Linked DNA regions of Mus musculus: region 2 is linked to region 1. A link is a loop called in an ENCODE intact Hi-C map of the cell type or tissue named here. Cell type or tissue: left cerebral cortex. All regions are shown on one strand. Each heading gives the region's core, and the rest is flanking DNA. Links, peaks and the distances in the headings are about the cores only. Region 1 overlaps Olfr46 (olfactory receptor 46). Region 2 has its middle 29 kb from the start of Olfr536.

What was found. Hi-C counts contacts between places; a loop is a spot of excess contacts. Peaks named below come from ENCODE experiments on the same cell type or tissue, not always from the same donor. Only the 100,000 strongest peaks of a DNase experiment are listed, where the experiment ranks them.
Region 2: it touches region 1 in a loop (5-fold over the local background); 6 of 42 quality-filtered maps call a loop at or near these places.

The regions. Positions count from the first base shown.
Region 1 is chr7:140,606,243-140,611,629 of GRCm38, forward strand. It overlaps Olfr46 (olfactory receptor 46), which reads left to right. Exons shown (of 3, transcript NM_146934.2): 3 at 3,846-4,882. The coding sequence starts at 3,926. The coding sequence ends at 4,882. Among named protein-coding and RNA genes, the nearest start is that of Olfr46, 7.6 kb to the left of the region's middle. In left cerebral cortex, for the core only: no CTCF peak of the experiment used is centred there; no DNase peak of the experiment used is centred there.
Region 2 is chr7:140,533,875-140,539,261 of GRCm38, forward strand. It overlaps the pseudogene Olfr537-ps1. Among named protein-coding and RNA genes, the nearest start is that of Olfr536, 29 kb to the left of the region's middle. In left cerebral cortex, for the core only: no CTCF peak of the experiment used is centred there; a DNase peak (open chromatin) is centred at 3,275.

The DNA.
Region 1 (5,387 bases), core at 209-5,208:
TTTGAAAATTCTCTGTTTAGTTCCAGTCCCCAGGTCAGGTGAGTTGTTTATTTTAAAGCTTTCAATTATTTGTATATTCAATATATTAACACTCTGTCAAATGTCTAAATGGTAAAGATTTTGCCATTCTGTAGGATAGCTCTTAACTCAAATGATGGTACTCTTTGCTGTACAGAAGCACTGCCGTTACAAATGAGCCTGTTTGTCAATTATTAATCTCAATGCCTACAGAACCATGATTTTGTTCAGAAAGACCTTTCCAGTGAGAATGAGTTTTCTCCTTTGTCGTTTTCATATTGTTGGGTCTTAGATTGAGGTCTTGATCCACTTGAAGTCTATTTTTATGAAGATTAATGATAAGTATTTAGTGTAATTCTTTTGTTGGTTTGTTTTTTAATTAATTAATTTATTTATTTACTTTATATCCCAATTGCTGCCTCCCCCCAGTCTCCCATCAGAGAGTTCCTCCCCTCTCGCTTCTCCCCTTCTCCTCTGTGAGAGTGGAGGCCCACCTTGAGTTTCCCCCTACCCTAGCACATAAAGTCTCTGCAGGACTAGGTGCATGCTCTCCCACTGAGACCAGACAAGGCAGCCCAGTTAGGGGAGCATATTCCACAGAAAAGTAACAGCTTTAGGGACAGCCCCACTTCAATTGTTGGGAGAACCCACATGAAGACCAAGCTGCACATCTGCTACATATGTGCGAGGGGCCTAGGTCCAGCCTGTGTATGCTCTTGGGTTGGTGCCTCAGTCTCTGAGAGCCCCCAAGTGTCAGGTTAGTTGACTCTTTTGAGCTTCCTACAGAGTTCCCATCCCCTTCAGGGCATTCAATCATTCCTCCAACTCTTCCATAAGAGTCCCACAACCTCTATCCAGTGTTTGGGTGTGAGTATCTACATCTGTTTTAGTCATTTTCTGGGTAGAGCCTCTTGGAGGACAGTTATGCTAGGCTCCTGTCTCTAAAAATAACAGAGTGCTCCAAACCCTAACTCAGAAACACATCAAAAACATGATCCAGCATGATCAAGTAGGCTTCATCCCAGAGATTCAGGGATGGTTTAATATATGAATATCATCAACATAATTCTACATATAAACAAATTGAAAGAAAAAACACACATGATCATCTCATTAGATGTTGAAAGGGCCTTTTGACAAAAATCTAAGACCCATTCATGTTATGAGACTTAGAGAGATCAGGGATACAAGGCACATACCTATACATAATAAAAGCTGTATACAGCAAGTCATTAGACAACGTTAAATTAAATGGAGAGAAACTTAAAACAATTCCAATAAAAATCAGGAACAAGGCAAGTCTGGCCACTCTCTCCCCATCTATTCAAATACAATACTTGAAGTACTAGCTAAGAGCAACTAAAACAACTAAAAGAGATCAAGAAGGATACAAATTGGAAAGGAAGTAGTCAACGAGAACTCCTACAGCTGATAAACTCCTTCAATAAAGTGGCTGGATACAAAATTAACTCAAAAAAAAATTAGCAGCCTTCCATTATATAAAAGATAAACAAACCAAGAAATGAATTAGGTAAATAGTTCATTCTTTCTTTCTTTCTTTCTTTCTTTTTTCTTTCTTTCTTTCTTTCTTTCTTTCTTTCTTTCTTTCTTTCTTTCGAACACTCCCCCTGGCCCCACCTCACAGAGACCCTCCTGCCAGTTTTTACAATAGCCACAAGTAATATAAACTATCTTCATGTACCTCTAACAAAGCAAGTGATCATATAATTCTTCTATGCGTAATCAACAGGTTTGACCATGATCATTAGTCAAAAACTTTTTGTTTTTCTTTTCTCTAGTGTGTACTTTGTTACCTCCTTTGTAGTAAGTTATGTGTCCATAAGTATACAGAGATAAGTCTGGCTCCTCAGTCACATGATGTATTATATTTCTCTGTCATTTTTTTAGAGGTGTCATTTATAAGTCTGTTATTTCTCATCTGGTTATATGTGTTATTGGTAACAAAAATCAATCAAAAGTAAAATATTTTAATGGATTTCAATTATTCTTTAATATTTTTCTTTACCTCAGCCTGAGGTGATCTTAATCAGTACTCTCCTGGGAAGGTGCTGATTATCACTCATAGACTATCAGTACTATCAGGAGTATAGTCCAAAATCCAGGTTTGCTTGAATTAGCTAGACAGATTCAAAATATGCCAGGACAATATAAGAAATTTACATCTGAATTCTTTTTTCTGTAGATCAACTTGAACTATCAAACTGTATATTGGTGCTCTCTAGTGCAATAGAACATATGGCCAGAGCCAAACTTCCCTTATGGTTGAAGACAGCAAATACTTCATTTGAATACCTCCAGTTTGAATGGAGGTAGAAATAATGTTTAAAATTCAACATGTATGATCAGGATTAGGAGAAAACAGGTTGTGAGGCACATTACAGAAACAACACAGGAGATAAAATGTGACCAAAGAAAATGCAGTGTTAGGAGATGGGTGTAGGACAAAGTGTGGAAGTGCTGAGCACCACTGGATTCAGTAAGTGGAGCACACTATACTGGCTAATATGCCATGGATGTGCTCAGTCATGAAGGAACATATCCTTTTATCTTGGGCACTGAAAGAGCTGCAAAGCAAAGACTATTTCCAGAAAATTGACACTGCAAATAATTGCCACAAAAATGTTTACATATGGGGTAGAGTATGTTTACATAGGGACTCAGGAAACCCTTAGAAAAAGCGAATGGTTGATGTCAGATGAGACTTCTGTATCAAGCAATAGAATTTGGTTTGCTGAAGGACTGGAGAAAGACAGGGAATTTGTACTAGTTCCCAAAAGCTAATGATCTAAAAGTGCACACTCTATACTTCTTGAGTGATAAAGGAGAAAACTGAAAATGTTGGAAAGGAAAAGAAGCCAGAAACTATGAAAAACTTAAAGAAATTGGGAATACGTTACAATCCTGGGAAAACCATACTTGTAAGCTTAGAGGGTAAGTTGGACGAGAAGGGTAAGAGGATGTGGAAGAATATATGTCATATAGAACAGGAAGCTACTGAGGATCTTTCATGGGCATAGGGTAAAGGTAAAAGATGGCTCAAAGGATCAAGCTGAGCTCTATAAAATAAACATCTCAAAGCACCGGGGAGGTGGTGACAAGTTTCTGTACATGCCAGTGAAAGCACACAGGAACATCTGTAGACTGTGGCAATTATTTCACTTCTGGGTGTGTTGACTTTGATATCACTGTGGTTTCTTGAGACAGAAAAGAAACAGAAATACAATCTCTCTTTAGGCTGGGGTTTTTGAGATATGCTCTCTGGGGTAAGCTGGTTGAGTTAAGTCAGGACAGTTTCATCCTCAGGAGAAGTCACATGTCACAGTAAGATGAAACAGGAGATACATGTCTCCATAGCCAAAGGCACAGTAATTATCAAGTTTCCGTGGGTAGAAGAGAAATACTTTTCTGAATATTAGAGAAAAAAAAGTGACTTAGAGTCAATAGGCCAGATATGAAGGACTGTGCAAGAGTCATCTCAGTGTGTTGTTCCTTCAAAGTTGCCATTGCATGGAGAATACCAGCTGTGGGAGGAAGGGCTACTGTTTCCAGCACTGTCAGAGAGCATAGTGCTTTCAGGTGATGTAGAAGAAAAGCACAGGCAGGTACTGAGCTAGGAATGCTAACTCATTTCACATGTACAAAAGGATGGGAGAGGAGCAGATATCTTTGTTGATCCAAACCTACAGGGAGAGATTCCTAGTTGAAAATTCGAGTGTAAACAAAATAACAACAGGTATGGTAAGAAAATAGGGGATGAGAGCCTTCGCAGATGTAAATACATTTACTCTTTCCATTTCTAACAACAGAAAATTGTGAGATCAACATGTTTCAAAATCAGACTTTAGCATAATAAAGTATATTTTCTCAGAAGCCAATCCATACCTCTATGAACTGGATACTCCACTCAACAATGGTCAGTCCCAACCAGACAGTAGTGACAGAGTTTGTGCTGCAAGGGTTCTCAGAGCACCCAAGTCTAAGACTGTTCCTGATGGGCTGTTTCCTGTCCCTGTACACAGTGGCTTTAATGGGCAACATGGTGATCATTGCTTTGATCACCTCAAGCACTGGGCTCCACAGTCCCATGTACTTTTTCCTGTGCAACTTAGCGACCATGGATATTATCTGCACCTCCTCTGTACTGCCCAAGGCGCTGGTTGGTCTACTGTCTGAGGAAAACACCATCTCCTTCAAAGGGTGCATGACTCAGCTCTTCTTTCTTGTGTGGTCTGGATCCTCTGAGCTGCTGCTGCTCACAGTCATGGCCTATGACCGCTATGTGGCCATCTGTTTGCCCCTGCATTACAGCTCTAGGATGAGTCCACAGCTCTGTGGGACCTTTGCCGTGGGTGTATGGTCCATCTGCGCACTAAATGCATCTATCAACACTGGTCTGATGACACGGCTGTCATTCTGTGGCCCCAAGGTCATCACCCACTTCTTCTGTGAGATTCCCCCACTCCTCCTGCTCTCCTGTAGTCCTACATATATAAATAGCGTTATGACTCTTGTGGCAGATGCCTTTTATGGAGGCATCAATTTTTTACTTACCTTGCTATCCTATGGCTGCATCATTGCCAGCATCCTGCGCATGCGTTCTGCTGAGGGCAAGAGGAAGGCCTTTTCTACCTGCTCATCCCACCTCATCGTGGTCTCTGTGTACTACTCATCTGTGTTCTGTGCCTATATCAGTCCTGGTTCCAGCTACAGCCCAGAAAGAAGCAAATTTACCTCGGTTTTGTACTCAGTCCTCAGCCCAACCCTCAACCCCCTCATCTATACACTGAGGAACAAGGATGTCAAGCTTGCCCTGAGAAGACTCTTCCCCTCTTTCTCAAATTAAGCAGAGATATGTAGGCTATTCTTCAGGCTTATATGGTTCCTAAAATGCTCTTCTAAGGGAAGCCTCATGGAGTCCGGGTGTCCCTATTGTTGCTTTAGAAAACCTCTGTCTGATGAGAAGACTGGACAATTCTCCTCACCATAACTTTTTTGAGTCAGTGTAAATAAAAACACCAGCTTCATCTCCTGACAAGAACAAATCATTTCAAAAGTAAAGTTTAATTAAATAGGGATTCCATGTTCCTAGGCTGAAAGATATTCAGTGGATGACATTGGTGATAGTCAAATAATAGCCTTTCATCCAATGCCACCCTATAAATACCACAGAGCCTTGGTTAATGAATCTAAATTTCATAAGTAAACCTGAGGGGCCAATGTGGCCTCAATATCTTGGAAAGAATAAAGAATAGAGTGACTCAGGCTTGTAATTTCACAGCTCCCAGCTGTGCTGTGGACATCAAAGCCAGTGAAACTGGTTTGAAGGGGCATGCAATCAATTGAACAGA
Region 2 (5,387 bases), core at 211-5,210, 72 kb before region 1:
AGCAGTGATGAGCATGTAAGAACAATTTTGCTTCTTTAAGGTATGTAGTCCTTTGGGTTTATGCTTAAAAGTGATATACCTGAAGTACTATATCAGTTTCCATCTTTAATGATCCACCATACTGATTTCCACAGTAGCTGTAACAGTTTACACTCCCACTAGTACTGAATAAGTATTCTCCTTTCCCTACATATTTGCTAGCATTGCCTGTCTTTTTTTCCCCTTGTTCATTCTGACTGGAGTAACATTTATTCTCCAAAAAAAGTTTTAAATTGCATTTCTCTGATGACTTAGCATGTTGAACATTTTTTATTACTTTTATTTTTTTATAGTCCAGCCATTGCCCACCTCCCAGTCTGCTCTCCCACAGTTCTTCATCTCATTCTTCCTACCCCCTTTCTCCAAGAGGATGTCCACACCCTGCTAGGCCTCCCCACTCCTTGAGGCCTCAAATCTCTCAAGGGTTAGGTGTGTCTTCTCCCACTGATGCCAGACCAGGCAGCCTTCTGCTGTCTATGTGTCTATCGGTCAACCTCAAGGGACCCGACTTCAGTCCAGTGGTTGGGTATAAGTATCTGTGTCTGTCTCAGTCAGCTGCTTGTTGGACCTCTCAGAGGACAGCCATGCTATTATTTGTGTTACATCTTTTGAAAATTCTCTGTTTAGTTCCGGTCCCCAGGTCAGTTGGGTTGTTTATTTTCTTGTTTAAAGCTCTTAATTATTTGTATATTCTATATATTAACACTCTGTCAAATGTCTAAATGATAAAGACTTTGCCATTCTGTAGGATAGCTCTTAACTCAAATGATGGTACTCTTTGCTGTACAGAAGCATTTCAGGTACAAGTGAGCCTGTTTGTCAATTATTAATCTCAATGCCTACAGAACCATGGTTCTGTTCAGAAAGACCTTTCCAGTGACAAGTTTTCTCCTTTATCATTTTCATATTGTTGGGTCTTAGGTTGAGGTCTTGATCCACTTGAAGTCTAGTTTTATAAAGGTTAATGCTAAGTATTTAGTGTAATTCTTTTGTTGGTTTGTTTTTTAATTAATTTACTTTTTTATTTTCTTTATATCCAAATTGTTGCCTCCCTCCCAGTCTCCTCTCAGAGAGTTCCTTCCCCCTAGCTCCTCCCCTTCTCCTCTGTGAGAGTGGAGGCCCACCTTGAGATTCCCCCTACCCTAGCACATAAAGTCTCTGCAGGACTAGGTGCATGCTCTCCCACTGAGACCAGACAAGGCATCCCAGTTAGGGGAGCATATTCCACAGACAAGTAACAGCTTTAGGGACAGCCCCACTTCAATTGTTGGGAGAACCCACATGAAGACCAAGCTGCACATCTGCTACATATGTGCGAGGGGCCTAGGTCCAGCCTGTGTATGCTCTTTGGTTGGTGCCTCAGTCTCTGAGAGCCCCCAAATGTCAGGTCAGTTGACTCTGTTGAGCTTCCTGTAGAGTTCCCATCCCCTTCAGGGCCTTCAATCTTTCTTCCAACTCTTCCATAAGAATCCCCCAGCCTCTGTCCAGTGTTTGGGTGTGAGTATCTACATCTGTTTTAGTCATCTTCTGGATAGAGCCTCTTGGAGGACAGTTATGCTAGGCTCCTGTCTGTAAGAATAACAGAGTGCTCGCAAACCTAACCCAGAAACACATCAAAAACATGATCCAGCATGATCAAGTAGGCTTCATCCCAGACATTCAGGGATGGTTTAATATATGAATATCATCAACATAATTCTACATATAAACAAATTGAAAGAAAAAACACACATGATCATCTCATTAGATGTTGAAAAGGCCTTTTGACAAAAATTCTAACACCTATTTAGGTTACAAGACTTAGAGAGAACAGGGATACAAGGCACATACCTATACATAATAAAAGCAGTATACAGCAAGCCAGTGGCCAACATTAAATTAAATGGAGAGAAACTTAAAACAATTCCACTAAAATCAGGAACAAGGCAAGTCTGCCCACTCTCTCCCCATCTACTCAATACAATGCTTGAAGTACTAGCTAAGAGCAACTAAAACAACTAAAAGAGATCAAGAAGGATACAAATTGGAAAGGAAGAAGTCAAAGAGAACTCATACAGCTGATAAACTCCTTCAGTAAAGTGGCTGGATACAAAATTAACTCAAAAAAAAATTAGTAGCCTTCCATTATATAAAGGATAAACAGACCAAGAAATATATTAGGGAAATCTTTCTTTCTTTCTTACTTTCTTCCTATCTTTCTTTCTTTCTTTCTTTCTTTCTTTCTTTCTTTCTTTCTTTCTCTCTCTCTCTCTCTCTCTCTCTCTTTCTTTCTTTCTCTCTTTCTTTCTTTCTACTAAACACTCCCCCCAGTCCCACCTCACAGAGACCCTCCTGCCAGTTTTTACAATAGCCACAAGTAGTATAAAATAGCCTCATGTAACTCTAACAAGGCAAGTGATTGTATAATTCTTCGATGTGTAATCAACAGGTTTGACCATGATCATTAGTCAAAAAGATTTTTTTCTTTTCTCTAGTGTGTACTTTTTTACTCCTTTGTAGTAAGTTATGTATCAATAAGTATATAGAGATAAGTCTGGCTCCTCAGTCACATGATGTATTACATTTCTCTGTCATTTCTTTTTAGAGGTGTCATTTATAAGTCTGTTATTTCTCATCTTGTTATATGGGCTATTGGTAACAAAAATCAATCAAAAGTAAAAATGTTTAATGGATTTCAATTACTTTTTAATATTTTTCTTTACCTCAGCCTGAGGTGATCTTAATCAGTACTCTCCTGGGAAGGTGCTGAGTATCACTCATAGACTATCAGTACTATAGTCCAAAATCCAGGTTTGCTTGGATTAGCTAGACAGATTCAAAATATGCCAGGACAATATAAGAAATTTACATCTGAATTCTTTTTGCTGTAGATCTACTTGAACTATCAAACTGTATATTGGTGCTCTCTAGTGCAATAGAACATATGGTCAGAGCCAACACTGCCCTTACGGTTGAAGACAGCAAATACTTCATTTGAATAACTCCACTTTGAATGGAGGTAGAAATAATGTTTAAAATTCAACATGTATGATCAGGATAAGGGGAAAATAGGTTGTGAGGCACATTACAGAAACGATACAGGAGATAAAATGTGACCAAAGAATATGCAGTGTCAGGAGATGGGTGTAGGACAAAGTGTGAAAGTGCTGAGCACCACTGGATTCAGTAAGTGGAGCACACTACACTGGCTGAGATGCCATGGATTTGCTCAGTCATGAAGGAAAATATCCTTTCATCTTGGGCACTGAAAGAGCTGCAAAGCAAAGACTGTTTCCAGAAAATTGGCACTGCAAATAATTGCCACAAAAATGTTTACATATGGGGTAGAGTATGTTTACATAGGGACTCAGGAAACCCTTAGAAAAAGTGAATGGGTGATGTCAGATGAGACTTCTGAATCAAGCAATAGAATGTGGTTTGCGGAAGGACTGTAGAGAGACAGAGAATTTGTACTAGCGTCCAAAAGCTAATGATCTAAAAAGTGCACACTCCATACTTCTTAATTGATAAAGGAGAAAACTGGAAATGTTGAAAAGGAAAAGAAGCCAGAAATTATGAAAAACTTAAAGAAATTGGAAATACGTTACAATCATGAGAAAGCCATACTTGCAAGCTTAGAGGGTAAGTTGGATGAGAGGGGTAAGAGGATGTGGAAGAATATATTTGTCATATAGAACAGGAAGCTACTGAGGATCTTTCATGGGCATAGGGTAAAGGTAAAAGATGGCTCAGAAGACCGAGCTCAGCTCTATAAAATCAACATCTCAGAGCACTGGGGAGGTGGTGACAAGTTTCTGTGCATGCCAGTGAAAGCACACAGGAACATCTGTAGACTGTAGCAATTATTTCACTTCTGGGTGTGTTGACTTTGATATCACTGTGGTTTGTTGAGACAGAAAAGAAACAGAAATACAATCTCTCTTTAGGCTGGGGTTTTTGAGAAATGCTCTCTGGGGTAAGTGGGTTGAGTTGAGTCAGGATAGTTTCATCCACAGGAGAAGTCACATATCACAGTAAGTTGAAACAGAAGATACAAGTCTCCTTAGCCAAAGACACAATAATTATCAAGTCTTAGTGGGTAGAAGAGAAATACTTTTCCAAATATTACAGAAAAAAGTGACTTAGCGTCAATGGGTCAAGTATGAAGGACAGTGCAAGAGTCATCTCAGTGTGTTGTTCCTTCAAAGTTGCCATTGCATGGAGAATACCAGCTGTGGGAGGAAGGGCTACTGTTTCCAGCACTGTCAGGAGAGCACAGTGCTTTCAGGTGATGTAGAAGAAAAGCACAGGCAGGTACTGAGCTAGGAATACTAAACTCATTTCACATGTACAAAAGGATGGGAGAGGAACAGATATTTTTGTTGATCCAAACCTACAGGGAGAGATTCCTAGTTGAAAATTCAACTGTAAACAAAATACCAACAGGTATGGTAAGAAAATAGGGGATGAGAGGCTTCGCAGATGCAAATTCATTTACTCTTTTCCCTTCTGACAGCAGAAAATTGTGAGATGATCACGTTTCAAAATAAGACTTTAGTATAATAAAATATAATATTTTCTCAGAAGCCAATCCACACCTCTATGAACTGGATACTCCACACAACAATGGTCAGTCCCAACCAGACAGTAGTGACAGAGTTTGTGCTGCAAGGGTTCTCAGAGCACCCGAGTCTAAGACTGTTCCTGATAGGTTGTTTCCTGTCCCTGTACACAGTGGCTTTAATGGGCAACATGGTGATCATTGCTTTGATCACCTCCAGCACTGGGCTCCACAGTCCCATGTACTTTTTCCTATGCAACTTAGCGACCATGATATTATCTGTACCTCCTCTGTGCTGCCCAAGGCGCTGGTTGGTCTACTGTATGAAGAAAATACCATCTCCTTCAAAGGATGCATGGCCCAGCTCTTCTTTCTTCTGTGGTCTGGATCCTCTGAGCTGCTGCTGCTCACAGTTATGGCCTATGACCGCTATGTGGCCATCTGCTGTCCCCTCCACTACAGCTCTAGAATGAGCCCACAGCTGTGTGCAGCTCTGGTCGTGGCTGTATGGTCCATCTGTGCTGTGAATGCATCTGTACACACTGGTCTGATGACACAGCTGTCATTCTGTGGCCCCAAGGTCATCACCCACTTCTTCTGTGAGATTCCCCCACTCCTCCTGCTCTCCTGTAGTTCTACATATGTAAATAGCGTTATGACTCTTGTGGCAGATGCCTTTTATGGAGGCATCAATTTTTTACTTACCTTGCTATCCTATGGCTGCATCATTGCCAGCATCCTGCACATGCGTTCTGCTGAGGGCAAGAGGAAGGCCTTTTCTACCTGCTCATCCCACCTCATCGTGGTC